Linked DNA regions of Mus musculus: all the other regions are linked to region 2. The links are chromatin loops, found by intact Hi-C in ENCODE. Cell type or tissue: heart. All regions are shown on one strand. Links, peaks and the distances in the headings refer to the core of each region. The heading gives the core; the rest is flanking DNA. Region 1 has its middle 91 kb from the start of Gm48606. Region 2 holds the start of Trib2 (tribbles pseudokinase 2). Region 3 holds the start of Gm36235 (a long non-coding RNA gene). Region 4 has its middle 74 kb from the start of Gm48606. Region 5 has its middle 46 kb from the start of Gm48606. Region 6 overlaps Gm36235 (a long non-coding RNA gene). Region 7 overlaps Lpin1 (lipin 1).

Region 1 (4,314 bases), core at 112-4,111, 320 kb before region 2:
CAAACCTACAAATGTCACTCATATATGAAGTACAAAGGATGACTAGAAAAATATACCACAGACAGGGAGACTAACACAGAAGCCTAGTTCCCACATATAGGAGAAAATTAGTTTCATACTGAAAGGCTAAAAGTTCTAATTCATGATATTGTCAGCTTTTGGTCCTTTAAAGCTCCCGTACTTTCTGTCTCTCTTCTTTGACAGGATACCAGAAACACTGGTCTGGGGATCATCTAAAACTTCATTTAATCCAAGTTACTTCTTCAAGGTTTAATCTCCAAACATACACTGGATACGCAGGCTCTAGAATACTAATTTGGGGAGGCAATTATTCATGAATTTCAGAAAGGCAAAGGCTATTACAGTATAATTTTTATTGCAAGGGTGTTTATAGAAAAATATGAAATCACTTTGCAGAGGGATTTAGAAATACTTAGAATAGCAATTACTTTTATTTTTGTATTTATTTATGTGCAATGGGGTAGTATGCATACGTTACTACATACGTATGGAAGTCAGAAGACAATTTGTGGAAGTCAGTTCTCTCCTTCCATCAGTACAAGTTCTTCTTGTTGAGCTCTGGTCACTAGGCTCAGTAGCAATTCTATTTCCTTCATTTACCCTAGATCAGAATTTTTTCCACTTCTACATGTACAGTGGGGAATTTTTAAAATGTCAGTGTCTATGTTCTAATTCAAAAAATGGTAAGGACCTTCACCACTGAAGTTAAGATTTTCTAGAGAACAGAAAAAAATTCTCTCACTCTGTCTCTGTCTCTCTTTCTCTGTCTCCTCTCTGTCTTTCTGTCTGTCTCTGTCTGTCTCTCTGTCTCTCTGTCTCTCTCTCTGTCTCTCTCTGTCTCTGTCTCTGTCTCTCTGTCTCTGTCTCTCTGTCTCTGTCTCTGTCTCTCTCTCTCTCTCTCTCTCTCTCTCTCTGTTTCCTTGCCTGGTCACCAATAGGGTCTGTCCTTCTAAGGTGTCTTCTCTGCCTCAAGTCATGACAAACCATCTGAAGGTAGACATTCTATTCCAGTATCCCAAGGTTTCCCATTGTGGACCCATCAGAGGTAAGTTGCCTTTCCTTTCTACCCCAGCCCTGTTCCACACACAGGCATCTTGTGATGATCTAACTCACTCTATGCAAAGTGTACGGTAACTTGTGTTTGTCTGCTTGATCCAGTTTGTTCTCCCAATCTAAATGATAACTTTTGGGAATACATTATTTTAAAACACCTCTTCAAATTATTTCTACTACAGTGTCTGATATATGGTGAAAGGTAATTCATTACTTCAGCAAATGTTCCTTGATCATAATTTATATTTTATGCAAATTAATCAATGCTGTTGATAGACAGGACACAGCTTGTGTCCTGAGATTATTAAGTTTTCACTTAAGAGCTTGTCACTCAACTTTATTACACAGAAGAAGACATCCATTGTGCTCTGGGATCAATGGAGGTAGCATCAGGTGCTTGTAATCTCAGTGCTAGGGAGGCTGAGGAAGAAGCAATGTGAGTTTGAAGCCAACCTGGGTCACATTGTCTTAACAAAACAAAACAAAACAAAACAAAACAAAAGAGAACTGGAAAGATGGCTCAGTGGTGAAGAGCTTGCACTGATTGTGTGTAGGATGATAGTTTAATTTGAACAATCACATGTTCAGCTTACAACACCCTTACAACTTACAACTCCAGTTCTTAGGGCATCTGGTGCCTCTGGACTCTTTGAGTATACACACACATGCATATACTCAAACATAGACATATAAGCACAGGTGCATGTGTATGTACATACACCAACACAGATAATGAAAAATAAAAATAAAACATAAAAACACAGTGAAAGAATGTTTTAGCAAATAGATGGCTATGGGGATCATGGAGAAAGGAATTGAGTTTAAGTTCAGTGCTGTATTTAATATGGTCTCTTTACAGGCTGTGTTGAAATGCTGGGAGACATTAGGAGACAGTAGGATGCCCTCTGTGCCGACGACTGCGCTGGAAGCCCATCTGGACTGTGAACAGTCTGTTTCAGGGTGGCTTCCTCTTATTTTGTTTCAGAACTGAAGCCTAGTGCCCAGCAGATGCTGGGTGATTACTGAATGAGAAAATATGTTTGCAAGAAATTCAACTCCTGTTGTAAAATTGCCCAGACTTTTGTTCTGCAAAGGCTTTTTGTCAAATTTATTTAGAAATTAAAAGCCCTTAGGGCCCTCAGACGTGAGAGACAGAGTATAATCCAGAGATGCAGAGTCCTCTATGGCAGCCCTGGAGAGTTCCTTCCAAAGGTTTCCTTGCACCTAGCCACTGCTCAGCGTATGTCCTGATGCTTTTGCCTAGGCCTCTGAGCTGGGGGCTTCCCTCCCCAGATCCCCAGCTTTCCTCTCCAAGCCAGCCCAGAACCCTTGCTCTATAGTTCCCTGTGTCCTTCAATGGGTTTCCTCCCTTAAGGGACCCCTGTAGGGAGGGCAATAATCAGAAGAGTTCCTGCCCGGTCAGCTCAGTGAGATGACGCAGGAAGGCTTGCAGAGTGTCACACTGGAAGGAGCTTTAAGGACACAGGTTTCAACCCTGCCATTTGAAAGGAAGGCAAATGAAACCCTGGAGGAAAGGGCTATTTTAAGATAGTGCAGTGATTTAGAATCCAGGCCTCCTGTTTCCCAGCTAATGTCTTCTTCATATTCCATAGGCATTCTTCCAAGATTAATATCAAGGCATGTTGTTAAGCCATTTTGCTAAGTATCTTAGCTGGGTTGTTCCACCACCAGCTCATTTAGAGCCATAACGTCTTTAAAATCCCAGCAAAAGGAATCTCAGTTCCCAGAATGCACTGCAGACTTCACGGTGAACCCGTCTGTCTTATTCCTTCAGGACTTATCATTAATTCTCTCATCATCTCCAGTTTTATTGTTCTCTTCCTCCTCAGGCACAAAGGAACTCAAGCATTGAATTGCTTCATCATCCTGGATACTAAAAGTTTGATTTCAGAAGTTCTTAAAGTGAGTCCATATCCAACTTCTGGCAGCATCTGCTGCAGGCATGCTTGGGGGCCATTCATTCCCTCCTCTATCCTTTCCCAGCTCCATCCACAGCATCATTTAATTAAGCCTCACTGAGCGGAATTCAGGCTACATGCTTTATGTGTTATGATGTCATTTACTCCTGACAGTAATTTAGTACACTCAATAATATCGTACCCATTTTCTGAGTGAAAAAAAAAAACTGAGGCTGAACAAAGGTGAAACCCCTGGCCAACCATGGAGCAAAGAAATGATGGAGTCCAGATGTGAGCAGAGGTTGTGTCCTGATTACAGGACCTCAGGCCACCTTTTCACTTAGATTGGATGGGAGTTCTACTTGACCATAAAATTTGGTGAAACGATCATCTTGCCCCATCCCCTCCCACCCCAAGCAATATTGTGTGGTGACATGCTGTCTGCTAGCATTATGCCTTTAGTGACATCTTAGGACAGCTTCTGCATCCTATGCATAACTCAGGCACTAGCACCAGCAGTTAAAATGCTTCTTTTCCAATAAAGATTATGGGGACTGGCAAGCAAATTGTTTCTTCCTTCCAAATTCAAGACACAAAGGTAAGCTGACTCTGGGCTAAGGCAGGGCCTTCCTCCTCTCCATATGTCTGACCAGGAATATTAGCATCATTGAGCAGAATTCTGGCTGTGGCTCTGTAGTCATGAAGGAGCAGACAGCTGTGGGGTCAGAGGAGCAGGAGAGGGGTGGCTCGAATGCAAGGAGGTAGGAGCACCATGCCTGGAGACGGAGCCTGGAACAGTGACATGTGACCCCCATATGAGTCAGCTCCTGCTCAGGTAATGAGAATCCAATGAGACGTAAACTCATTGCAGAAAACACGCGGGACAAATTCATCATTGATGTGGCTATTTTGGGAGATGAAAGAGAGCTTGAAAAGAAGAGGGACACGTTAAAAGTATTCCAGCTGAGTGGGCCTGATAGGAAACGAACATTTCCCTTCATGACTCAACAGTGAGAATCAAAAGCATCCCTATCTTTTAAGTCCCAAGCCCAGCAGGGCCAGGTGCTGGGTGTAGATGTTGCCAGCCCTTTGCTCCCTGGATATGAAGATTGTGATCTGGGTCTGTGGCAATTTGCAGCTTTATTTCACTGTTACTAAGAGGAAGCAGGTTCCATGTGCAGCCTCTGGAGCTGACAGTGGTGATTCCCCTGAGGGCCCCCCTGAACATCCCAGTACGTGCTCTGTGAAGACAGGCATGGCTGTTAGATACTGCGCTTCTCCAACAGTGAGTGCACATGTCCTTTCCCTGTCACTTGCAGAG
Region 2 (4,314 bases), core at 105-4,104:
ATGGCCAACAATGAGCTCTTATGTGTATTATTTTATGACTCACCAGACTGTCTCAATGTCCACAAAGAACCACTGGCTTATGACAGGCAGGCTTACCCCTGTGATGACATCCAAGTATCAGGAAGATTTGGTCTCCTCTAACCTAAAGCTCAATCTAGCCCCAGAGAAGGACTAAGAAACACACACACACACACACACACACACACACACACAGAGAGAGAGAGAGAGAGAGAGAGAGAGAGAGAGAGAGGAGCAATGTAGTCATTGCAATATGACAGCCCAAGGAAACACGTATTTTTCCAGGACTCCAGGAAGTTACTGTCCTTCGATACACTTTCTCTTGTGGCGACCCCCAAACATCAAATTATTTTGCTGCTACTTCATGACAGTAATTTTGCTTTTGTTATGCATAGAATGTAAATATCTGATATGTGACCCCTGTGAAAAGGTTGTTCACCGCAAAGGGGTCACAACTCACAGGCTGAGAAACACTATCATAATTCTTCATATATTTCCTAGAACTGCAACTGCAGTTCTAGGGGTCACATGAGGTACGCAGGGCTGTCATTTAACAGACGAAAACTAGAGATCCTGGGAAGAAAAAGAAGCAAAAACAAAAACCAAACCAAACCAAAAAAGCCCATGCGAATTCAGTTTCCTTCTGAATCTGAAAACTGATGCTGAACACAAGTTTCTCAAACTTCTACAAGAAAGTTTGGTGACAGTCACCCAACAGAGGCCCCAGGGAACCTTTCTCAATGGATCCTCTGTAGAGATTGTTTGTCTAGGACCTGTTCTTGAACTGGGCAGAGACTGCATGGCACACTACTCTGTAGTCATGGTGACTTCCTCAAGCTGTGGTCCCCTTAAGGGACAGTTTAGGGATCAGAGTCTGAGTTTAAGGCAGATGAGTGGGGAGAAGGATGGGAGATCTATGAGAAGACATGGGGCATTTTAGTTTCTTCTCAAGATCTGTCCTCTAGGGTGGCTAGCTGAACAAGCAAGGTCCATTCACTACTCTGAAACAACCCTCAGGGAACTCCTGATCATTAGAGCCACTATTGTCCCGGTTAAGTATAATTATAACTAGTTCTCTATTTCTGTTCAAAAGTGGTAGTGCAGAATATTGTTACAGAGTGACCTCCCTCATAGAAAGAGGTGCCTTATGCGGGTAAAAACTCAAGAGTAAGCCCAGCAGTCTTGCCCCAGACCTTGGTTGCTTCTTTCTCTTTCTGTTTTCCCCTGCTACATTGCTACTCTTACCAGGATGCATTAGGTAAAGTCAAGAGGCTTAAGCTGTGGTCTGAACTTTCCCCAGGTCTGTTCAAGCCAATGGTCCAGAACCTTCCCAGGAAGTTAAGAATAAGCAAGGGTCAAAGTGCAGCCTTCCGTTGAACCCGGTATTGAATGTGTTCTTGGCCTAAATACTGAGATGCCGGGGCTGGAGAAGCCTGACTCCTTGGCTAGGAGCCAACATCCTTTGCTGGAAGTGTGGGTGCAAAGGTGTGTGTTCCTGAGCTCTCCCCAAAGACCTTGTCCTGAAGTCAAAAGACTCTGAAAGGATCCCCAATCCTATAACTGGTAAGTGGGGGAGGGGTGGTGACACTAACTACAAGCTCACAATGGACTTCTGTTGAAATGATAAGCAACCGGAGAGAAAGAATAAAACTAATTCTAGAGACTGTGGGCTGCAAGAATCCTTCATTTTTTTTAAAACCCGCGGGGAACTGCTTGTTCAGGTTAACATAGCAGCAGAGGGGTGCCCGGTACCCAGAAGATGCGAGGCTTTCTGCGGAAAATCCCGGGGAAGAGGATCTAAGTCTCAAAGTTGACCTGAGCCTGCCGGTGTTGCGTGGCGACGGTGGCAGATACACAGTCCAGCATCCCTGTCGCTGCAGCGCGAACAGCAGGCCAGGGGAGCCCAGAGCCCTTGGACTGCGGAAGGATATAAAGCACTGTTTACCTCGCGCCTGGCCGAGCCATCCGGGGGCGAGGCTGGCGCCCCCAGTGGGGGCACTGCAGGAGTGGCGGCAGCAGCCCTGGCCGCCGGCGGGCGCAGGGGAGCCGCGCGCGCACTGGCAGCGGCGCCGCTGATTGATGGGCTCCGGGCTCAATGACAGGGGCCGGGGCGTGGGTAGGGCGGGGCCGGCGAAGAGGGCGGGGGCTCTGTGGAAATGTGTCGGTGACATTGAATGGGGAGACCGAGCGCGAGCAAGCGAGGCGCGCGCGCACACATACGCGCACACACAGCCGGGCTCGCTCCGAGATCCCCGGCCACGTAAGTAACTATTAATACCGCCTCGCCCGGGGATGCGGGCGTGCTTGAGCGCCGGGATTGGCCTAGGGCGCCGTGGCCATCCCCTTTAATTTTTAAATACACGGTCCTCTCCTACTTCTGGGTGGCAAGAAAAAAAAAATAATAAGAAAAGAAGACAAGCCGTCGATTTTTATTTTTCCTGCAGAGCAAACCCCGCCGTGCAATTTGGTCGCAAGGCATCGGGAGACAAGAGTGGTTTGCAAATTGTTTCAAGGCTCAAGACCCAGTTGTGCAGCGGAAAAGGAACGCCGCGGGTTGACGGAGTCCGGGGAGCATCTGCTGGCAGCTCCTGCAGGACCCCCGGAAAGCTCCTGCTGCTGGTACCCCCCAGGTCACCGCCCGCACTTCTTGCTTCATCGGAGGAGGATCTGGGACGTGAGCAGCGACAGCAAGAGCTAGTGCTGACCGCGCGGGCTCTGCCTTGGGCTTTGTCGCGGTACCTGTGCCTGCCCTACTCCGCGCACTCCCTACTCAGCTTTTGCAATCTTTTGTTGCCACTGCTGACCGCCCCAAGTTAAAAGCGCCTTTGCAATTTTTTTTTTCTGTCTTTTTTTTTTTTTCTTGAGAGAGACAGCTCTGCGATTTTTTGGAAAAGCCTCAGACGCCATCTACAGTTAAGACTTAGGTAACTGCCCTCTCTAGCACCCCCCTTACACGCCCCCCACCCTTTCCACCAAAAAGAGGGGGGTGCAGCGCGGATTCTGGCTGCCGCGCGGCGTGAGCCGGTAGACCCGAGCTTATTTCCTTTTTCTTTTTGTTTGGTTTCTAACGCGTGGAGGGCGAGCCGGCGCCGCGCGCTCCCTGAAGACTGCACAAACTCCACGCAGGGCTTCTCCGCCCGGTCTGCGGATCCTCAGCTGGGGATCGCTCAGAAGCCCGGCGCTGCAGCTCCTCACCCCAGAGGCACGCTCACTCGTCCAGATCCACGCTGCGAACAGAGACCCACTGAGTCCAGCGTGCGGTTCTGCACCGCGCTGGCAGCTTCTGGGTAACAAAAGGACCCGAGTTGTCCGCAGAGCGAGCACCCCCGGGAGCGGGGCTCGCAGCCGGGGACCAGCCCTGCAGCGCCCATCTGGGGGCTAGTTCTTAACTCTTCCTCCACGGAGCCCCAGACGGGTCCCCTCCCTTCTTGATCCTTTTAAGTCGGTAGCACCGAGGCGCCTGCACCGGCGCGGCTCATCCATCTCTCCAGAGGGGTTTTTTGGTTTGTTTGTTTGTTTTGTCGTGTGCGATCCTCACACTCATGAACATACACAGGTCTACCCCTATCACAATAGCGAGATATGGGAGATCGCGGAACAAAACCCAGGATTTCGAAGAGCTGTCGTCTATAAGGTCCGCTGAGCCCAGCCAGAGTTTCAGCCCGAACCTTGGCTCTCCGAGCCCGCCCGAGACTCCGAACTTGTCGCATTGCGTTTCTTGCATCGGGAAATACTTACTGTTGGAGCCTCTGGAGGGAGACCACGTTTTCCGCGCTGTGCATCTGCACAGCGGAGAGGAGCTGGTTTGCAAGGTAACCAGCCCAGCTTTGCTTTTGCGTTTTGTTTTTTTGCTTAAAAAAAATTAAAATTTTTTTTTTAAAAAATTAAAAAAAAATCATCCTGGGTCTTTTGCCAGGGGCCGGGGACGGTGCGGGAGGTCGGAAAGCTCTCAAGTCCAGGGGCGAAAGACTCCCGGGATCATTATGCGTGGCCTCGTTAAGAGGGTTTATTTGTGTGTCTGTCCACGTTCGACTAGTTGCGAAGTTTTCAGACCGTTTCAGACAATGAGGCGGGCTGCAGCGGGGGCGTTTTGGGGAGATCCGGGAAGGGAGGGCGGCGAATCTGAACTGGGGCACGGACACGCGTGCCCCTTAGGAGGCTCGTAGAGCTCGGGTGCACCGGGCTGATTCCCCTTGCCTGGGCATTTCTCTCTCTGAGTCGATTCCCCTCCCCTCGCTGCAAGGACTAGGGAATCCCCGGTTGGTTTTCAAACGCTGCTCCTCTGGTTTCTTTTGT
Region 3 (4,314 bases), core at 146-4,145, 200 kb before region 2:
TTCCTACTAACAGTGGGACTTCAGTTAGTATAACCTCCTCATTTCTTTTGCTACAATAATGCTATGGAGATTTCATGGAGGGATGGGTAGTATTTAAAATAAAATAATACAAACTCACATTGCTGAGTCCTTAATAGGCAATCCTAAATCATAGCTAATTATTTTTTATTGTTATTATTACTGATATACTGGGGTTGCCAGAGGGACAGAGACTTTCTGACTTGAGCTTTTTTGGCGACAGTATTTAGAAAAAAAAAATACCAGTGTCTGTCTGGCTGGAGGCCTGTGTCCTGAGTGTTCTGGCAATGCTGTTCTTGGCTGTCCAGGGCTGCAGTCTGTCTTTACCTTGAACTGCACTAAGATTAGAGTTTCTTGTAAATGGTGACTTAATTATTCATCAGAGTCTTTTTACAAGGTTGGGCTGCTTCCCCTATGGGTAGGGAGTGGCTGGAGCTGCAGTTTAGGGCAGGAGCTAGAGTATTCCATTGTTCCTGTTCAGAGTTCAATCCCTTATCTCTGAAGGAGAGTGCAGACTGGCTCCTAAATTTCTGGTGACTCTACTCCTGTACACACGCACGCACGCACGCACGCACGCACGCACGCACGCACGCACGCACGCACGCACGCACGCACGCACGCACGCACGCACGCACGCACGCACGCACGCACGCACGCACACACACACACACACACACACACACACACATACACACGTACGCAGACACAAGTGAGAGTGCGCTCCTAACTCCTAGAACCCTTATGCTGACACCTGTGTATGCTGGAAACAGATCAGGTAAAGTTGAATGACATTGGTGGAGAGACATCAGAAAATGAGGCTCTGATGATTAAGGGGAACAGATGCAGCCAGCAAAACAGTGGAAGAGCAACAGGTAAAGGTTCTAGTTGGAAAGAAATGCAAGGGGATTGATTGCAAATCTGAAAAGTGTGTAGGTTATAACAAATGCAGGTTGGCTTGCTGTAGGATCAGGGTAGGTGTGTTTCCTGTGAGGCTCTGTTTTAGAGGGTCTTGCGAGGTTATAAATTTCTTCTTTACTCTCTCATTCAGAGCTACCTTCTTTGTGGGATACCAAGAAAAGGTTGTGGGTGGAGCAGGATGGAAGTGGGGGTTGGGTGGAGGGGATAACTTCAGCTGCTATAGATCTCAAATGATCAGGACCAACTCTCCTTCCCTGGCACGTAATGACAGGTTTCCCTTCTGTTTGTCAGGAATCATGGGTGTTTCAACCTACCTCATTTTTAAGATCTACTGTTGGTTCTGGCTCCTAAGAAGCTACCCTATAAAGAAGAAAGTAGGGGGGATGGGGAGAGGGAAGGAAGGCCCCAGGAGTGAGGGCAGGAAACACATCCTGGCTTGAAATGTAAAAGACACAAGTTCTGTTTGCAACTCTAGAACTGACAGAGATCTTTTTTGTTGCTGCTTTAATAGGGGTCCCAAGTAGGCCAGGCTGGCCTCAGACTCTTACTACATAGTGTGAATATTCTGCCCCCAACAACCAAGTGCTGGTATTAGTATCCCAACTACACCAGGTATTAAATATTTTGAACAAATTTAAACTTTACTATGATTTGTCTTTCTGTTTTTAAATAATGTGAGGAGTGTCTGCCTGCCTTCCTTTCTTATTATATCTTATTTATTTACTTATTTATTTATTTATTTATTTATTTATATGTAAATGGGTGTGCAAGCTTGTTGTCTAACCCCTTAGGAGGCCAGAAGGGGGAGTCAGCGTCCCTGAAATAGGAGTTACAGGCACTCTGAGCTTGTGTGCAACTCCTGGGAATTGAACCCATGTCCTCTGAGAAAGCAGCCAGTGTTTTTAAGCACAGAACTTTCTGCTCCAGCCCCTGCTTTGGAATTTGATTTTTGTCTTTACATTTGATCTTAACCCAAAGGGCTAGAAGAAGTGCTTTCTTGTCTGCTAGTGGCTTTGGGGATAAAATGAGGTAACACACTGCGATAAAACAGATAGGTGAAGGTCCGTCTGAGTCAGTTCCTGATTATGTAGTCAATAATGGCTCTCACAATCGCATCATGCCCTAGGTGTTTGCGCTGAAGTGTTGGTTGGAGCAGTCTGTGTCTCAGTATCCATTACACTGACCTCTACTGACCTTTGGCAGAGCTCCTGGGACACCCTCTGTTTGGTCTGTGCTCCCCTGCCTTGCTCAGCCCTCAACATCCCTCTTGCCTGACTGTAGCTATCTGTGTAACTTTCTGTCCTTCCACCGACTTGCTCTAATGAGAAGTCCTCTTCCTCCTGTGCTTTTCCCAGTGCTTCCCTCATGCTGAAGTCTTCCCTGAGGTCTTCAGTACAGTCAGGGCTAAATCCATGTTCCCAATCTTCTACTACCCCTATCCTTCAACCTCAATGACACTTTAGTCCTTCTCTTGTTCCTCTCTACAGCAATCCTGGCTGGCCTGAAATCATGTAGTCTTTGGGGTCAGTGCAGGCACATTCTCAGCTCCCTGTTCCCATTAATCAGCCAGGAAAACCTCCCTAAGAATGATTGTGGAGATCTCTTTCTCTCAGAAACTTGTTTTTCTCCTGCAGAGAATCCCCATGTGGTGCTGCTGTATCTGTTGTGTTTTATATGGTTAGAAGAGCTTGGCATGGTGGGCGGGGCTCCTTGGTGGGCCCATGCTGAGGCATCCCTTCCCCCGAGGTACCAGCCATACAAGGGGCATAGTGTAGAATACAGTTTACTTAAGACATGGAAAAGGGGGTTGAGAAGGGGGGGGGAGGAGGAGGAGGCCAGCCAGAAGTGATTGGAGAAAGAGGGAAAGTGGAAAAGGGAGAGAGGGAGAAAGGGGTCAGGGAGAGAAGAGAGTCAGAGAGAGAGAGAGAGAGAGAGAGAGAGAGAGAGAGAGAGAGAGAGAAGAGAAGAGAAGAGAAGAGAAGAGAAGAGAAGAGAAGAGAAGAGAAGAGAAGAGAAGAGAAGAGAAGAGAAGAGAAGAGAAGAGAAGAGAAGAGAAGAGAAGAGAAGAGAAGAGAAGAGAAGAGAAGAGAAGAGAAGAGAAGAGAAGAGAAGAGAAGAGAAGAGAAGAGAAGAGAAGAGAAGAGAAGAGAAGAGAAGAGAAGAGAAGAGAAGAGAAGAGAAGAGAAGAGAAGAGAAGAGAAGAGAAGAGAAGAGAAGAGAAGAGAAGAGAAGAGAAGAGAAGAGAAGAGAAGAGAAGAGAAGAGAAGAGAAGAGAAGAGAAGAGAAGAGAAGAGAAGAGAAGAGAAGAGAAGAGAAGAGAAGAGAAGAGAAGAGAAGAGAAGAGAAGAGAAGAGAAGAGAAGAGAAGAGAAGAGAAGAGAAGAGAAGAGAAGAGAAGAGAAGAGAAGAGAAGAGAAGAGCGAGGAGGGGCCAAACAGCCCCTTTTATAGCAAGCCAGGCCTCCCTGGCTTTTGCCATGTAACTGTTGAGCATAACTTAGAAGGAATGCTAACAGAGTCCAAGACCCCAGAGCCTCTGAAAAACGTGGTTTAGCCCCACCTCCATGTTTGTCCAGATTTCCTGCTTGGTGGGATTCCCAGCCTCACTTTGCGTGGAAACATGAATGAATAAATGAATGAAGGAACGAATGAATGAATGCAGCGATGTAGGAGTCTACATCCCCTCTGCAATCTGCAGAGATGATGTTTTCCCGGGGAGGAGCACTGACCAGCATGAGTCAGCACCTTGGTAACCTATTGATTTCCCCAGCCGGCTCCCCACCTATTGATTGCCATGGGCTTTGCTGGAGGAGTTCTTTCGGTCAGTTTCTATCCCTGCCACTTTAGCTGCCTGTGCTTTACTGTTATTACACTCTGCGATTTGAGGTGGCACTGGGCCCACCTTACTCACTCAGGCCAGTATCTGGTAGGGTGCTGGAGCCAGACTGCTGATCACCCTCAAACCAAGTGCTCGCCTTCCTAAATGTCACAAGGGAGCCAGCATATCACACTGTGCCTTGGAGGGTGGGGATCCCCTCTCCTTCTCCATCCTACACCATCAAACAAGTGTTTAGACAGGCTGGGCCTCCTTTATACAAACAGGGCCTGCTCACAGCAGGTGAGTCGCTGTATTTGTCACCACCCCCTGCAGTTCTGTTCTTTCCCCCCCTTTTTTTAAAATGCAGTCACCGCAATAAATTAAACTTTCATGGCTCCATTTCCTTCTTTCCTATTGCGGAACCCTGACATATTTCCTGAAGGAAATACTTTTGGGATCATAATTGAAACACAATCATTCATAATGGAAGCAGGGAGGAGGAGGGTAATAGAGTTAGCTCTCCTTTCTCAGGGCAGACATGTTAATTACATTTTCTATTTCC
Region 4 (4,314 bases), core at 153-4,152, 340 kb before region 2:
CACCCAAATTCAGAAAGATCTAGGCTCTCTAGCTCCTTCTAACATTGCCTTGGAACTATTTCTGGACACCTCTCTGTTCTTTTATAGTCTTAGGCTCTTTGTGCTCTGGTTTCATGTTAGATGTGTAAGCTAAGACCTTTCCCCTGATTTGACCTTACCATAGCATATGCACCTTTGTCATTTGCCTCCTAACTGTGACTATCCCCTGAGGAATCAATTGGCTTTCAATTACCACGATGATCCTTGTCACCAGTCAATGGTTAGTGTATAGCAGCTGCACAAGTCTTTATGAATTAGGAGATGTTTTCAAAATATTTACAGCATCCTGGGGCACATCTACTGACAGCCTCATCTTGTTTCCCACAGACTTTGAGAAGACAGGGTTTATTAGGCCCTACTGATGGCACAATTGTGGTGGAAAGAGCAGCCTCTTTCCTGGTCACCCTTGACCTTGCTTTCCAGGGGTGCTTTCCGGTGAATGGTGCTTCCTTCATCCATGCATAACAACAAGAGCAATTATTTCTTCTTTATAAGGCTGGGTTTTGTTATTTGTAATTTTGTGCATTCATTAAACTGTTTGATAAGGGCCAATTGTCATAGAGAAGACTAGATAGCAGAGAGATAGAAGTTAGGGTGCAGGCAGCCATTTAAACCTGCAGAAGTCACTTAGATTCAGCAAGCTTCCTTCTCTTCTCTGTTGAAAGGGTGGTTTGCAGGGCTATCCAAGGCACCTCTAGGGAGTTTGGTTGTGAAATTTCCTAGTAAATGTTAAGGGCCAGATTAGACAAAAGCTATAGGTCCTTCTATAGCTATTCCAACAGTCAATGTGCATTACATAGATTCAGTTACTGATAAAATATCTTATATTTACATCAGTTTCCCCACTCCCTTTGAGGCAATAAAATATTCTTAAAGAGAGGCTTAGCTAAGAGCCAGGTATAGGCTTTATTTGTCTTAGTTTCAGATTTCTTCTCCCACCCCATAATTAGTTTATGTGTGGATAAATGAATGATACAGAGTTTATTATTCAACCTTGTAATTAGTAAATGATCTCTTAATCACCTTTTACCACATGTTCTTGATATCCACATTCTTTGTATTTGCATAATACTTGGTCAATATTTTATTCTTTCTATGTATTTCTGTGGAATTACCCAGCTGCTGAAAACCTTTTCACATGGCTTCCTATAAGGAAGTTAGTAATTAGTGAACATTCTACTAACCACCTTATACCTTGTATTGTTGATATCCAAGTTCTTTTACTTGAATAATGCTTGGTCAACATTTCATTCCTTCTGTCTTACTGGAGAATTACCCTTTCACACTTGGCTTCCTACCAGGAAGATTCTGAAAAAGAAAGGGGTTCACTCCACTCGTCATTTGGCAGAGAAGGATGTTTCAGAGAGATGACCCACAGAGATATTGGCTGGGAACCTAGAATCACACATCGTATGTGAACTTTGGGAAGTGGTCTGGTCCTTATTTACAAAATGAAGTCATTCATCCTGAATCACAAACTTTCAAAGAATATGTATAAAACAGGCACCGACTCCTCTGCGTTCCAGGGCAAATTTACCAGTGAGTTAATGCTATGTGTGAAGTTGCAGTCCGGGATACCCAGATCCCAAGCTCCTGGGCCTCTCCAGATTTCCATTGCTCTCACCCCTCACCTCTCCCACACATGTCGGAATACACTCTGCACAGGTTTGGATCACCAATCACAAATGTCCTTCCAGCTGCATCCCCATTCAGTCACGCATGGCCTGGGAACACATAGACCAGGTATTTTATCTATGTGAATGTGTTCTTTCTCACTTAATGTCTTGCACCGAGATTAAGAAATCCATCTCTGCCAGCTGCATGTTACCAAATCAAATGTAGGTCCTTAACCTAGTCTCATTATACTGAGTACGAGCTGAAGCACAGAAATCTACGGACAGAAGGACCTTGACTTTTTGTTCCATGTCTGATGAAATTAATCCTCTTGGTCACTTCTGAACTCTCCTCTAATTGAATCTCTGCCCAGGGACAGCTGGCACTGTCTCCTGCACAGCCCATCAGACAGTGCCAAAATCACCCCGTGCTCTCCCCGAGCTTCTTCATTACGTCTTCTGGGTAGAAAATGAACACTGGTTTATTTACAAGAGTTTTGGAGGGGGTTATTTTGATCGCTTAGCTGAGAGTGTCAAGACAATTATTTCTCTGAATAAGGTAGCTTTCCCATGTATAATATCTTTATTTCCGGTTTGGAACATTCCCTGTGTCAAACAGCTCTACCTGTCAACTTGGCTTAATTAGCTTCAGGGAATGTAAACCACTTAATTTCCTCTGCCAGGCTCACATCTCCATAGCTCACATTTGCTGTCTTCAGTTCATCCCTTAAGGATGCTTATATGCAAGGTATTTGTTTTGTAGCATCCACCTTGCAAAGCTAACTAAACATGGTGAAGACTTTATTGCTTGTGATGGCCATTGTCTCAGGCAACCCTGCAAGGCTGCTTGGAGGCGGCAACGCTGGTGGCTGGTGTAGATAAAGAAATAACAGACAAAGCAAGCAGGATTTGGTTCTAAACCTATATCATGAAGTTTCCCAAATACTTGATGCAAACTCAGGAGCCATCTTGCATTTCTTTAAAACACAGTTGGTTGTTAATAAATATATACTTAGTGTTTTTTAAGAATAAAGGAGCTATGATACTCAATCTTTATTATAAACATAAACATGACTGGATTTTGAATCATTACAGAAACGTATCTTTGGGTATGAATATTAGACTTTTTCTATTGCTATGATGAAACTCTATAGCCAGGGCAACTTACAGAATAGTTTGTCTGGGCTTACCATGCCAGAGGGGTTGGGTTCTATGGTAGAAGAACGCAGGCATGGAGGCAGGAGCAGGAGACTCACATCTTTACAAACACTAAACAGAGACAGTTGGTTTGCGGAGATGAGTCTTTAAATTCTCAAAGTCTTCCTTCAGTGACACTTTTCTCCCCAAAGGGTACAGATTTGAATCCTCTCTAAACAGCTACCAACTGGGGCCTGGGTACTCAGTTGCCAGAGACTTAATGGAGGACATCTCACTTGAACCACCAGAGTCTATCTGTGCATCAGCGTGCCATGGGCTGGGTTCCCAGGCTGCATAAAAAGGACAAAAGTAAAATGAATACCAATATTCACCTCTCCTTGCTTCCTGACTGTGGCTCAGTGTGACCCACTAATGTTTAAGATCCTGTTTCTGTAACTCTGTCCCAACTCCCCACATTACACTGTACTCTCAAACATAAACCCAAATAAACTGTCCCTTCATTAAGTTGCTTTTGGCAGGTGTTTCATCATAGCAATGAGGAAAATGACTAACATAGCCAGTGAGCCAAGATGCTAGCCAAGATGCAAGACCACTTGGTATTCACCTGCTTGGGGTGTGTGTGTGTGTGTGTGTGTGTGAGAGAGAGAGAGAGAGAGAGAGTGACAGACAGACAGACAGACAATCTTCCACCCCATCCTACTAGATCAGAGTTATGTTAGGAGCAGAAGTCTCCAGAAGAGAAAGGTGGTCTCTGTGGGTTAACAGCATCAAGTTTTATATCTGAATATTGCATCTGAGCCAGTTCTTCCCTGCTGCCAAGCCTGGCCACTGGGGACTGAGGTCCCCTTGTTCTGAGAGGATGAGCTGCCCAAGAGGAGGATGAATGGACTCTGCCATGTTCTGGCTTCAGCAGCCTCCTGCCTATAGAAGTGTTTTCCTGCACTTGAGCTGGGCTGAGCTTCATTTCACAGAGGCACAAACAAGCCTGCCATCCCCAGGGGATCTGGCAAAGGAAAATGAAGTCGTTTTACATTTGTGGCAGCCTGATTCAAATTGGAATCTCACAGAGAAGGATGCTGGCTTCTTTGTTTAGCTCTTTCTGTACTTCAGGAACACTGCTTCTCTTGGCTTCCTGGAGGGAGGAAGTGGCTATGTATGGAATGCCCATTTGCATTATATATTCTTGGGGGACCCTTTTTCTTCCATAAGGCATCTAGCTTAAATCTTACACTAGTTCTATAGAGGCAAAACAAGAAGCTATTGAGTCCAGCAGAGGGATCACGCTGCCATGCCTGGGCTGTCAGTTGAGGCAAAGCTTAAAATGCATTCCCACAAGGGAACCTCACCCCCTACTCTCATTCCAGCCTGGGTAAGGAGACAAGAAGCACCCATGACATTGTCTTTGGATACAAGCTCAGGCAGAGTGGAAACAGGGATTCAATTGTTCCCAGGTCCCCTCTCCTAGCTCCTTAGTCTCAAGTGTTTTGTTCTTATTCCCTGACTA
Region 5 (4,314 bases), core at 225-4,224, 370 kb before region 2:
GTAGTGTGCTGAGTGTATTGCTTTTTCCATGCGTAGTGCAGACAAAACTAAAGGGGACACACACATACACAGACAGACAGCAAGGCAGACGACAGAGAGAAACACAGAGATAGAGACAGAGACAGAGAGAGACAGACAGACAGAGACAGAGAGAGACAGCGAGAGACAGAGGGAGATACAGACACAGAGACAGAGACAGAGAAAGCCAGACAGAGACAGAGATATTCATGCAATGACCTCTCACAGCCACTTTGCAGGGAATTTGCTTCTGCCTCACATGGCCTGACCTCAGAAGCTCTTGGGAGCTTTGGTGCAAGCCCCTGGGATCCCCCCTTGCAGGCCCACTACAAACATAGCAACCCACAGGACGATGCTGTTCTTATTAAGGTGGACCTTCCCTCCTCAGTTACACCTCCCTGGCAAAGCCTTCAGAGGCACACTCAGAGGTTTCTTCTCTAGGGAGTCTAATGCACACAAGCTGACAGTACAAAGTAGTAATCCCCTATTGATTTTGAAAAATAAAAGCTTAAGTTCCGAGACACATATAGAAAATTCCTAAACTGGAATGTATATAGCTTGGAAACAACCTGAAGTGTAGAAACACTTCCACAAAAGCCCCTCTAGAACTCAGGAAGACAGTATTAACCAAGATTCCCAAACTCTGTGAACAGTCTTCATTTTTAGCTACCACTTTCTTCCCCCCAGGGAATCATAATTTTGATTCTCTTTTATATAGGGGACTGGTTTCCCTAGTTTTCAATTCAGCATTAGTGTTAAAGTAAGTCCTACTTTAAACAACCTTCCTCAGTTTGTGATATTTGTCTCTGTGGAAGCATGTGGCAGAATATTAGATAATCTTAATTGATGTATTATGGCCTATTGTTGGAATCTGCCATAGTTACTGATATTCCTTATTATTGATTGATTTAAAATTGTTGATAATTGTGATCTCTGATATACCTAATTCCTTCTCCAAACTGTATGTCTCTGTGTTTGTCTATCTGTAGGCCCCTTTCTGTATCCAGAGAAAACTGGGAGATTAGCCACTGACAAGAAATCTTTCCCTGAGCTAGGATTTATGATTTTATTGCAATTTTCTGGACCCAGCTTTTCAAGTGTTTTCATTGTTTTTATTTGTCCTCCCCTTCTCTGGTTTTCTGCTATATTTGGTATCTTGTTTTTTTTTTGACCTCTCTGTCCGGTTTCAGAATACATTTCCCTAAGACCACACACTTTCATCTATCTGATCTCACAGTTATCAGCATGCTGTGAATTACCTGTCACTCATTTGAAAGCAGCTCCTGAGCTCTGCTGTGATCTCCCATTTTGACTTCCAGATTATTTACCAAGCTGCTGAATCTGTAAATACACAGAGGCTTGGGTCCTTCGGGGTTTGCTCCGTCTGGACTGATACAGTGGTCAGAGAATTTACCATGCATGCTTTTGGATCTTTTGGAGTTGGCTTGGTTTTGCTTTCTGTCTCAGTGTCCAGCTCCATCAGTGTCTTACATGAGCTACACCCGGTCACGGAGAATTAACTGCTCTGTGTGAATCTCAGAATGAGTATTTTTTAAAAATGAAGGAAAGTATTTCCTTCGGAACCACATCCACTGGGCTGTGTGTGGTGTCTGCTTATATGGAGATCTTGTGGGATGGAGCTCCAGATCCCTAATGCCACAAAATAACCAAATCGACTACATTTTAAGTCAAGTTTTCTTCTTCCAGGGTGCCATGCCCACAGAAATGTTCTGTGGGGTTGTGGTACTGGGTACATGTGAGAGACAATGAGGTCTGGGTCTGCTCGCTTCCAGCTTCTTTTCACTGCCCACTGACTTTAAGCAGTTTGTCTAACTCCCCCTTTTGTGCAGAGCTTGGTGTGGTGTGAAGCTCCGGAAGAGGTTTCTTCTTCCATGGCCAATCCCGTTCTTTCCTTAGAATGGTATTTAGGGTCAGCTGACAGTCCCTATGTGTGTCTCATCTTGTCACTCCCCCGTGAGAGGGCAGCTGCACTTTCCGCTGACCATCTAGCCTATACAATAGAGACAGCCTGATGTAGAAAAACAGACCAAGGGGAAAAAGTCAGAAAAGAAACTGCCTGGCATTTCTTTATAGCTTAACTCATCCGGCGCCCACAATAATGAAATGCGTCTCCTCCTCTCGTGGGCTTCGCAGCTCTGATCCGGAACTCCCAGGTGCCCAAGTGAGGGGAAGAGCTATGAAAATTCAAGCGGAGTGACATTTTCCAAGGAGAATTGGATTAGTAGAGGGGAAAAGGCTGCCAAGATGAAAACCTTTCAGGATGGGGAACGATAAAGTGCAACGGCAACATCATACCTTCAACATGATTCTCTTCACAGTGAAGGGATGTGACCTTTGTGTGAAGGAAACCTGGGCTCCACCACAGACATTTCGCTAATGCTAATGTTCCCTTCCCCAGCTGCAAAATCCATCTGCGCCCTTCAAATACTTCTCTTCTCCTTCCTGCTCTGGTTATTTTTCCGGGCACGCTTCTTAAACTGCCAGAACTTAATATGATTTTACAACCTGCAGCCAAACTTTGGAAGCTTGAAGAATAGCTGACAGGCAGGCGCAAGTGCGAACTGACCTCCTTCACACACACATGGCTGTCAAGATAAGGGAACCCAGGGCTCTGCTGGTGTTGGGGGAAAACGGCTTAGCCTCATCTGAACTCACTTCCTGCTGGAGGGGCCGCTTGGTTGGTTGGGTTCCAGAGATAGCGTCTCACTGCGCTGCTCGGGTTGTCGTGGAACTCAGATTCAAGTTGCCTCGTCCTTCTGAGTGCGGGGCTTACAGGTCTCACTGGTTGGCTAAAACAGTTATATGGGGCATAATCCTGAGGGTGAGTAACTCGGGGTCTACAGAATATGTTCTGTAGGAATCCTCTTGAAACAAAGGAGTTATTCCTGTGTTTTTTTTCAGTCTTTTCCACTCTTTATAATCTATAGGAGTATCATTTTCTCTTCTACAGATGAGAAAGAGGAGTCCAAAACCTTTTATGTATCTGGATCTTGGGGACAGTAATCACAAAAGCAGAATTTGTACTTAGGTTTATTTTCACTGCAGTGGCCAGAATAGCTAGACACCGAGCCTCGGACACACAGTAAGGATTTTATATGCTTAATCCACCTCATGGTTGGTGCTTCCATTGTTGAACCTTTCCTAAAGTTCAAAGCCTGGGGCTGGAGAAGTTTTGTTACTTGCTCATGAATAGCAGTCCTGGGATTTTTTGTTTATCTCTCTGGCCTGAATCCACTAAGTGGCTACCGATGACCTTGAACTTCTGATCCTCCTGTTTGAACCTTCTAAGTGCTAGGATTGCATGCCTGGTTTGTGTGCTGCTGGCAACAGAACCAAGGGCTTGGGGCAGCAAGCATTCTACCAAGTGAGTCAAATCCCCAGTCCAAGTATGGGACTTTGTGATGAAGAAAACATACAAATCTAATAAGAGTTAAATGTCCTTACTGTTACCCATCATCTGAGTGCTGTGAGATCGCATCCCCAGTAACATGTTTGACCTTCAGAGTTGCATAATAAGACTGAAATCATGATGGTGAAGAAGGCAAGGAACAATCCTAAGAATGCTCTGAGCTTGAGCCAATTATTTTGTCAATAGACCATAGGAGGTTGCAGCTCACGATGTTTCCCAGTTATGAAAAGATACACATTCAAGATGAGTGAAGTTTTCAAACTATGGTTGTCACTCCCAACACACCTCCCTGAGCCTCAGGGAGTGAGCACAGGGACTCTTCTGAAAAGACCAATGACAGTTCTGAGGGGAACATACGTATATCACAAGTTTGAATTCAGCACACAGGTGGATATTTGCTGAATACCACACAGCAAGCATGGAGTTCCTCGCCCCAGAGATATCACAGCCACTTATGATCCATAATCTTCTCCCAGCTTTCAGATACAGAAACTGAAGCGCCATGAGATCGGCTCAGTGAAGCAAGAGAGTGGGAGCCTGATTTCCAATTCTTATTCTTTATGACAACTATATATTTATTATTCTTCTCGTTGTCAGGACCACTTTTCCTTTGTGTGTTTTTTTCCTTTTCTCTCTAATGTCTGTAGAATTGGGAATGCGGATTTATCAATGAGGACAGGGTCTGCCCTTGACCATGTAAACTATCTGTCAACACTCCGCTCACTATGGCATCCCCGAAACACCACAGTGCAGTAGTCTCAGTGTAAAGTACACCCTTATTCTCTCTTCTGTCAGATAAGTCCAAATGGGACTTTTTTTGCATGGCTTTCTGCAACTCCTGGTTTTCTACGATGTGCCCTGAATAA
Region 6 (4,314 bases), core at 187-4,186, 190 kb before region 2:
TATACTCTCTTTGGGGTGGGGGATGGGCTGTAACATCTCAGGATCTCAGCACAGTTAAGGATAGGAAAGAAGAGCATTTGATAATAGTTATCTCTGAGGGACAGTCTGTCTAGATGGCTTCTCAGGAGGTCTAGAAATGTCCTGCACAAACTTGTGACTTGTTTGTGAAGTCTTCCTTGGGGAAGAGCCCCTGTACATTAAACCTTAAATGCACTTAAGATAGGAAGCTCTGTGAAGGTCTTTCCTGCTGGCGAGATCAGTAGATAACTACCCACGAATGAAAAATCTCGAGAAACATGTTACAGGAAGTATGTGGATAAAGAAATGCCATGCAAACTTGCAAAGGAGATCTAAAATCGAAATTAGAAGATGGAGAGGCGCAAAAGCAATCAGAGGCTTGGTGGCTGGTGGAAGGCTTCAGAGTGTAAGACCCAGAGGCTGAAAAGAGGAAGGAACTAGCCAGCTCAAAGCCACAAGTCAGAATGAAGCCACCAGAGCAGATGTTAGACCCTGGTTTTCTGGTGTGAAAGACAGGTGTCACACTGTCTGTCTGGGCTTTATGTCTAAACATAAGAATACAGATCAGAGAGAGATCTTTGCTGATTCAACCTTGTGCCTTGGCATGTAGATGCCACCCATCCCTCCCCTGGTGACTACTTCCACATAAGGTATCTGGTTTGAGGTTCACCAATAATAATTCTCCAGGGCCACTAGTCTTAAGTCAGTGGGTCCCAGAGTTGTCAAAAGAACTATCAATAGTCCAAGGAAAAGAAAACAGATGACAGGGCTTGGAAATATTTTAACTGTCCTCTGTAAATGGTGGTTTCACATATGCAGGGGCAAATATAGCATGGCAGCCATGGTTTGCTTTATATCAAAAACTTTCTTTGGTTTTGTAGGGCTTGGGATTCTCTTTTCAAACTTGTTCTGCTCTGGAAATGCCACTCCTCTTGTTTGGCCATGATGTGCTTTCCTCCTCTCCTTCCTGTTAGGTATTGCATTAAGACAAAAGGAATTTAATGCCCAATTCTCCATCTCTAGCTCTGTGACTGACTTTAGGGGAAGCTCAGCCTGGGCAGGTACTACATCTCCACCCCAACGGAAAGAATCAGCCTCAAGACCTTTCTATCCAATCACGATGTTCTTCCCAAGGACAGGAGTCCTGCATGGCTGTCTATGCAGTAATGAAGAACAAGAGCCAAGGCTCATGTATTGGGGAAGTCACAGACTTTGTGGCTGGAGACCCAGAATGGTATCCAGGGGAATTGGGAAGGTTCCTTTAACTATCTAAAGAACACATTCCTCATTTTCAAAATTAAAGCAATGGAGCCTTCTCAGGATGTTGCTTTGAAAAATGTATAGAATATCTTGTTAACCCCTGGACCACAGAAGAATTCAATACATACTAGTTAGCATTTTTATAGACAGAGCTCATGTGGCATACAGCAGAGTCATCACACAGCACCTATCCGATCTCTAAAAGGATAGATGCATTTAAACCCTATTCAAATTCAACAAGTTTACTTACAATTTCTTTTAACTTCAGCAAACAATGAAGCTGTTATTATTTCTATGTTAGATGTGAGAGAATGAGGGTTAAATGGTATAATTGAAACAATTATTTTCTGGATAATGTATTGGGTATCTTTGACCATTAAGGAGAGTATATAATTACGTTCTTACAGTGTTACTAGAAGGCAACACTGAAGTTGAAAACAATATGGTGTCCTACACCTTCAGTGTCTGTGAAGCTTCAAGACTATTATACTTCCTGGCAGTATGTTCCAGAAGGTATGTTCTGTCCTGTCCATGTAGCATATAGTGTCCTGATGCTGTATTATGAGTCTTTTTAACAACTCAACAACCCATTTCACAGGGAAAGGGAGTGAGGTCCAGAGTCAGAGTACTACTTCAGTCCCACAAGGCTGGTGAGCTTCAATCAAGATCCAATCCCAGACCAGGGTGTCTGCAGTGCTCTGTTGTTCTCCACAACATCACACCACCTCCCACGGTTTCCAGAAATAGAATTAGTAAGCTCAGCATGACTCATGGTCTTCCTCGCCACAAAGTCATCTCAAAAATCTTTGGCTTGGAAACAACTTTGAAGGGTAACACGTCAAGCAAGGATCCTCCCTCCGCTATAGTGAGAGAATTTCTCTTGTGACATCCATCAAGAAACCAGAGGGCACTGGGACACATGCAGGCACACAGAGTTGAATTCATAGAGGGACGCTCACCAAGGTGGGAATGGCATTTAAGTCTACTGATTCGGACCTCACTCGCCACACAGCTAATGGTGCTAAGGCCCAGAGACATTTGTTAGGTATCTTAGAAGTATGCTTTGAATAGCATAGACCCATGTTATTGAGAAGAATGTTCTAGGGCAGAGATGCCAGATCCCAGGGCTACAACTGAAGAACTGAAAAAAAAAATCACACCACCAAACCACAGGACATTCAGCCTCAAAGATTCATTGCTAAACCTCCAACTCACTGTGGCAAGATCTTTTCCTTCCACACTGCTCGCAAACAATTGAAAAGACATGCTCTCAAGTTGTTGCCTCTTTCCTTTCTGTCCAGTCTCCTTGACAAAATGGAACGATCAACTCCAAAGCCTGAATCAGTGAGAGAGCGAGCAATAATCTTAGCCTCTTTTTCATGTCTAACCCTGTAAAGGGGGTATTCTAGTTTTATTTCTGTCACTGTGATAATGTTCCCTGACTAAAAGCAACTTAGAGAAAGAAGAGTTTTATTTTAATTTACAATTTCAGGTTATGTTCAGTAATTTCAAAGTAATCATGGAAGCAGGCATATTAGTTGGCTGGCCCCACCACGTGTAGTCAAGAGCTTGCTTTTGTATGGTCAGCTGCTACTTTCTTTACTGTCACACAGTGCAGGGTCCAGCCTATGAAATGATGTCACCCACATCCAGAGTGGGTCTTTCTATATCAATTAGCAGCCAAGACCCCCTACAGATGTGCCTAGAGTCCAACCTGATCTATACAATTGCTCATGAAGACTGTCTCCCCAGATAATTCTAAGTTGTGTCAAGTTGACAATTAAAACTAACCAACATAGGAAACTTTGCCAGAATTAATCTCCTAGGAGGGCTGGGGGTGAATCATGTACTAAATTTGTCTGTATTACGGGCAAATTGCCACAAGGGGAAAGGTTTTCTATGCGAAGCTACTGGGAAGTGAGATTATTACTTACCTTTGACACAAAATCTCACTGTCCAGCCCAAGCTGGCCTTGAACTCATGACCCATCCTCCTTGATCTTCCAAGTGCTGAGATTCCAAGAGAGAATCAGTGTCCTGTTGACATATAGGGTCTTCACAGTTCATATCACATGTGATGGGTTGTAGAAACTAAGTGGAAAAAAAAATCTTCTATAGGATGTGTTTCCAAGACTGAGTGCACTCTCTTATTCACTCACTGTTCAGTTGTCTACCAGGGCTCTTGACCACAGCTGCCTTTGTCTGAGTAAAGAAAACTGGCTTCATTAAGCAAGCAGACTATGTGGGTGAATTCTTTATTTCTTCAATCTTGCCTCTGACTGTGGTATGGCCAACTGCTTGAGTTCCTGCTTTTCTCAGAAAAGATGGAAATGACCTGGAATTGTAAGTCAAATAAATCCTTTCCTCCTCTGTATTGTGTTGGGTGTTTTGTCACATGTGAATGAAAGGCACTATGTGAAGGGTTGCATGGTAGGTTTGAATGGTCCAGGCTTGGAAGCAGAGTGTATCTCTTCTACCCAGAGTCCATTGGCTAGAATTTAGGCATAAAGTTAATACTTAACAGAGACTTGGCGCAGATGATCCACGTTTGTCCAGGAAGGGAGAACAAACTGATGTGGTGGTTTTGATAACCACTTGATAGTTTGTGTGATAATAATTCTTAGTTCTTAATGAATGTACAGTAATTTCTTGTTTGATTTTTACATTTTGTATATATTTATGAGGCATAATGTGATGTTTTGATTAATGTATACATTTAGTAATAAGGTTAGTTAGCATATATGTCACCTTATGCTTCTTTCATTTATTTGAAATGAATATGTTCAAAATCCTTTCTTCTTTACTGTATACAAAGCATTATAATTAATTGTATTGCTTTGTTGTACCACAGATTACAAAGCATTATTTCTTGTCTAACTGTAGCATTGTACCTATGCTGGTTAATTTTAATTATCAGCTTGACACAATTTAGAATCACCTGGAAAGAGTTTCTTCTATTAAGGAATTGTCTAGATCACCTTGCCTATGGAAATGTCCTTGGGGAAATACCTGGATTGTTAATTGGCCCACCCCACTG
Region 7 (4,314 bases), core at 189-4,188, 720 kb before region 2:
GACAGTGTGCATTGTTATACCAGTGCCCGGGAGATGAGGATGGGTGGATCCGTGGTGCTGGCTAGACAGACAGCCCAGTAGAATCCACAAGCCCCAGGTCCCAGTGTGAGACCCTTGTCTCAGGACTGAGCCTGAGGAGGAACAACACTGGAGGCCCTGGTTCCTACATGTATGGGCATATAAGTCATGCACATCCATTCGACGGTCTGTACACAAATGGACTGGGAACACACATAAAAAGACTCCTTATGGCTATGAACTCTTCACTATGGGAGTAAAGACCTTTGCTGTTATTTGAGTTCATACAGGTATCATACCAACCCCGTTTACTCCTGAGAGATATGAATGCGTCCTTTCCACTAAAGAGATTGCATGTGGTCCTTGCACAACCCACATTGGATCATCAAGTTGAGAGACCTGTTTGAGATACCATGGCTCCTCTCTGGCCTGGAAGGAGTGTTGAGGAGCCAGGAGGCAGAGAAGAAGGTTCAGTACATAGTGTTTCACAGGTCCTGTTTGCCATGTTTGAGGTGTCTTCACCTCATAGACCCTGTCCCCCTCTTTTGGATATTTGTCCTTAGTTTTTCATTTTGAAGGAGTCCATCAAAGCCCTTGACTAGTTTGAGCTGAGGTTGGTCATATCCTATTAACACTGTACTAGCAATGGCCGGAGGCTTCCTGCGGATTGCTGTGTTGGCCTTGGTGATTATGGAGGGCATGGAAGAGTATCATCCTTAAATGCTAATGGCACTTCTGGGTAAAAACTGAAGAGTCCAAATTCTAACAGGTCCCCGGGTGTCTGTAGATTCAACATGTTACAGACAGAAGAAACCCTCGGACAGCTCCACAGATCTATGCTACCTGACTGCAGTGTCTGAGGCTCTCTTATCTGAAATAAAAACCAGGATAAACTTGTCTATAGGCCACTCATTCATCTGTGTTCTCTTTATCCTTTGACACCAGACCTCCATGGTGGTACCCAAGGCTCTCCTGTGTCCCCGCAGTTCATACCCCCATGCAGACAGAATGAGTTTTTGGATGCCTAGACTTTCCCAGAGACGAGCTTTGTTCACCTGGGAATTTGAAGGGCTTGGTCTGGTTTCAAAGAGTAACACATTCCCATTTTGCATCAGAAGCCAAAAACTATTTGGGTGTGTGTGGGGGGGACTGGTCTTAACCATCAGCTCTGAGACAGCTTTCGTGACCCCTGTGCGGTCGGTCCTGGAATGGAATTGTCATAGAGGAAAGTTAAAGAGGCCCAGTTTTGAAACAGGTTCTGGGACTTAACTCTCTTCAGGAGGCCTTTGGTCCCAACATCAGAGCTGAGACTCCATTCGACCATCTTTGTCTATCTGTGTTTTCTATCATGGTTCTGGAGTGTGAACAGCACTGTGCCCATTCCCTTGAAATACGAGAGGTGACGGGTCTCCGGGGTTTTCCCCTTTTTTAAAAAAAATTTATTTTTATTAGATGTTTTCTTTATTTACATTTCAAATGCTATCCCGAAAGTTCCCTATACCCTCCCCGCCCTGCTCCCCTACCTACCCACTCCCAAGGAGCTGAAGGGGTCTGCAACTCTATAGGTGGAACAACAATATGAACTAACCAGTACCCCAGAGCTCGTGTCTCTAGCTGCATATGTAGCAGAAGATGGTCTAGTCGGCCGTCACTGGGAAGAGAGGCCCCAGGGTCTTGCAAACTTTATATGCCCCAGTACAGGGGAACACCAGGGGTTTTCCCTTTTCAAGTCAGCTTGTAAAATGATTCCATTTCTGATTTGTGAGTTGCAAGGATTATAGGTGACCACCACATCTGAATTTTTTGTGGGTTCTGGGGATTTCAATGCTGGGCCCCTCACTTGTTTGGCAAGTGCTTTATCCACTGAGCTATCTTCGCAGCATCAGTGTCTCCGACAGACTCATGAGGATAGCCTGAAACACTATAGTCAAGGATGACTTTGAATTAGATCATTACTGCCACCCCACCCCCACCCCCAGTGCTGGGATTGCACGCATGTGCCACAATGAGTGTCTTTTATTTGGTACTGGGAATTGAACCAGGGCTTCATGCATGCTAGGCAAGTCCATGCTCTACACCCCAGGATAGACTTTACATTTGTAACCTCTCTTTTTATCCTGTAGCACCAAAGAGGATAATTGCTATCACTTGTGGTACAGCCAGGCTTGGTCCCCAAAGGGAAGCAGAGTCTGACCAGAGAAGCTGATCCTGGAAGTCAGTGAAAGCCGGTGGCCACAGGGGGGCACAGTTGGTTCTTGTTTGACCGAATAGCCTTTCAAAACAGCCTCTGCTTTGACAAAGGCCTTTCCCTGTGGTCCCAGGCTTGGAGACCAGCCAGGTTGTGGGTTGGATTTGTGTGGAGGCAGGGGAGTTTCTTCAGGGGACTGTTTCAGTGCGGATGTCCCTTGGATGAGCTCAATCCGAGGCCCAAATCTTTAAGTGAGCTTTGGAGGCCAGTCTGTTGAGATTTAAAATCTGTTCTTTGTGGCCCTGGAGGTTCTGGGAGTTTGTCCTGGGAGTTTGTTAAAAATAAAATTGTTTAGGACCTTATCCTAGACCTACCGACCCTAGCAGTGGGTGTGGGCCTCCGAGAATAGTTTAATAAGTCCTATGGGGTTCGGATGCACTCACATGTTGTGGACCATTGCAGCCCAGGCCCGGGCTCACGTCTGTCATCTGGCCAGCTCAGGAATGCTGTAATGCTATCAGCCTAGGACTCACATCAGCTCCACCCCACTTGCTCAAACCGGGAGAAGCTGCTACAAAGACCACCTCACCTCTTTGTATTAAAGGATCTTGGAGACCGAGCCACAGGTGCTTGCTTAAGTCACAAGGTGTCCTTCTGACCCTGTGGAAGCATCCAGTCAGATCTGCCTTCCTGGGGAATCTCAGATGGGAGCCACAGGCCTGGGAGACAGCAGGTCTGGCAGCCTGGGCAGAGTGAGAACGCAGGGAACAGGGTAGAGGTGGATGTGCCCAGATTTCTAATGGTCTCGTCCTCCCCGAAATGTTTGGGAGCCTCGAGGAGCCTGTCCCGATGCCAGCTATCTGTTCATTGGTGCAGGAAGTCCATTCAGCCTGCATTACTTTTAATGCATTTTGCAAGCAAGTGGCCTCTTCCTGTGACTCACTCCGCCTTTTGTGCACCGGAGGTTGTGGTTGGAAGTTTCACTTCGGAAAGTAACCACCAGTGCCTCCGATTTCTCCCGAGGCTGGAACCCCAACAAGTCACATGCATTTTGTAACAAAGAAGTGTAAATGGAGGTGCAGCCAGTCACGTTTCTGCTCTGTAAAAACATCCTTTTCTGAGATGGTCTGCAGAGCCAAGCTGAGAAGAAATGGGTTATATTTTCATTTCAGGACTTTGTGCTTTCTTTCCAGAATGTTCTTTGTCATCTTGATCCATTTTTCAGGATTATCTAAAAACAAAAAACAAACAAAAAAACAACAAAAAAAACCCCCCAAATCAAACCAACCCCCCAGCATTAGCTGATTGGGTGATCCATCCCTTAGCTGACTGAAAGTGACTCAGATCTGGACTGAAGTTTGGGTTCTGTCTACCAGGCAGCATGGAAATAATGATGGTAATAGGATTGGTTGAATAACAACGTGTATTTCATCAGGCTCTTCCCCAGTGGCCAATTCACGGGCTCTCTATACATTTATTTCTTCGGATAAGCCAGCAAAGGCTAAGCGGGCAAATTCTACAGGGCAGTTTTCTCAAGTTTAAAGACTCATCTTCAAAATGTTGTGGAGCTGAACCAAGTTATCACCACCCCTGTTAGTTGTAAAGCGATTTATGTGTATGAGTATTTTGACTGCTTGTATGTAAGTACCATGAGTGTGCCTGGTGCCTGTGGATGCCAGGAGAGGGGACTGGATGCCCCTGGAACTGGAGTCACGTGTGATTTTGAGTGATCCAATGTGACTGCTGGGAATCAAGCTTAGGTCCTCTGAAGCGTGTATGTGTACACACACACACACACACACACACACACACACACACACACACACACACATATATATATGTATATGCAGCCCAAAATGTTACTGTTATTTTGAGCTGTAACATGCTATGTGACTGAGGACAGCCTTGACTTTTGGATCTTCCTGCTTGCCACCACCTCCATTACAGGCATACAGCAGTGCTGGAAATTGAACTAAGGGCCTCACTCATGGTAGCCAACTACTCTAGCCAGCCAACGTGTTTTTCTGCTTTAATTCTTTTTGTGCACAACCCTAGTCTCTTCAGCATTAGTAAAGCCCAAATGCACTTAGAACTAAGTGCAGCTAAAG

What was found. Hi-C counts contacts between places; a loop is a spot of excess contacts. Peaks named below come from ENCODE experiments on the same cell type or tissue, not always from the same donor. Only the 100,000 strongest peaks of a DNase experiment are listed, where the experiment ranks them.
Region 1: a loop joins it to region 2, with 4 times the contacts of the local background. A loop is called at or near these places in 11 of 42 quality-filtered maps.
Region 3: a loop joins it to region 2, with 2.4 times the contacts of the local background. A loop is called at or near these places in 20 of 42 quality-filtered maps.
Region 4: it touches region 2 in a loop (2.5-fold over the local background); 11 of 42 quality-filtered maps call a loop at or near these places.
Region 5: it touches region 2 in a loop (8-fold over the local background); 10 of 42 quality-filtered maps call a loop at or near these places.
Region 6: it touches region 2 in a loop (4-fold over the local background); 20 of 42 quality-filtered maps call a loop at or near these places.
Region 7: it touches region 2 in a loop (8-fold over the local background); 24 of 42 quality-filtered maps call a loop at or near these places.

What each region holds. Positions count from the first base shown.
Region 1 is chr12:16,139,117-16,143,430 of GRCm38, reverse strand. No RefSeq gene overlaps it. Among named protein-coding and RNA genes, the nearest start is that of Gm48606, 91 kb to the left of the region's middle. In heart, for the core only: no CTCF peak of the experiment used is centred there; a DNase peak (open chromatin) is centred at 2,520.
Region 2 is chr12:15,814,747-15,819,060 of GRCm38, reverse strand. Trib2 (tribbles pseudokinase 2) reads left to right here and starts at 2,276. Exons shown (of 3, transcript NM_144551.5): 1 at 2,276-3,830. The coding sequence starts at 3,561. It overlaps Gm5432 (a long non-coding RNA gene), which reads right to left and starts at 2,124. Exons shown (of 3, transcript XR_001780551.2): 1 at 1,964-2,124. In heart, for the core only: CTCF peaks have their summits at 2,003, 2,943 and 3,759; DNase peaks (open chromatin) are centred at 1,440, 2,130, 2,670, 3,080 and 2 weaker places; H3K4me3 peaks cover 2,929 bases; H3K27ac peaks cover 2,935 bases.
Region 3 is chr12:16,011,882-16,016,195 of GRCm38, reverse strand. Gm36235 (a long non-coding RNA gene) reads left to right here and starts at 670. Exons shown (of 8, transcript XR_872507.1): 1 at 670-793. In heart, for the core only: a CTCF peak has its summit at 1,733 (motif pointing right); no DNase peak of the experiment used is centred there; H3K27ac peaks cover 1,401 bases.
Region 4 is chr12:16,155,802-16,160,115 of GRCm38, reverse strand. No RefSeq gene overlaps it. Among named protein-coding and RNA genes, the nearest start is that of Gm48606, 74 kb to the left of the region's middle. In heart, for the core only: no CTCF peak of the experiment used is centred there; a DNase peak (open chromatin) is centred at 2,025.
Region 5 is chr12:16,183,947-16,188,260 of GRCm38, reverse strand. No RefSeq gene overlaps it. Among named protein-coding and RNA genes, the nearest start is that of Gm48606, 46 kb to the left of the region's middle. In heart, for the core only: no CTCF peak of the experiment used is centred there; DNase peaks (open chromatin) are centred at 1,950 and 2,660; H3K4me3 peaks cover 1,244 bases; H3K27ac peaks cover 2,231 bases; H3K27me3 peaks cover 223 bases.
Region 6 is chr12:16,004,614-16,008,927 of GRCm38, reverse strand. Gm36235 (a long non-coding RNA gene) reads left to right here. Exons shown (of 8, transcript XR_872507.1): 2 at 1,686-1,791; 3 at 3,444-3,620. Among named protein-coding and RNA genes, the nearest start is that of Gm36235, 8.8 kb to the left of the region's middle. In heart, for the core only: no CTCF peak of the experiment used is centred there; a DNase peak (open chromatin) is centred at 2,067; H3K27ac peaks cover 343 bases.
Region 7 is chr12:16,531,432-16,535,745 of GRCm38, reverse strand. Lpin1 (lipin 1) reads left to right here. Exons shown (of 21, transcript NM_015763.4): 21 at 1-77. Among named protein-coding and RNA genes, the nearest start is that of Lpin1, 56 kb to the left of the region's middle. In heart, for the core only: a CTCF peak has its summit at 2,254 (motif pointing right); DNase peaks (open chromatin) are centred at 2,335 and 3,065; H3K27ac peaks cover 824 bases.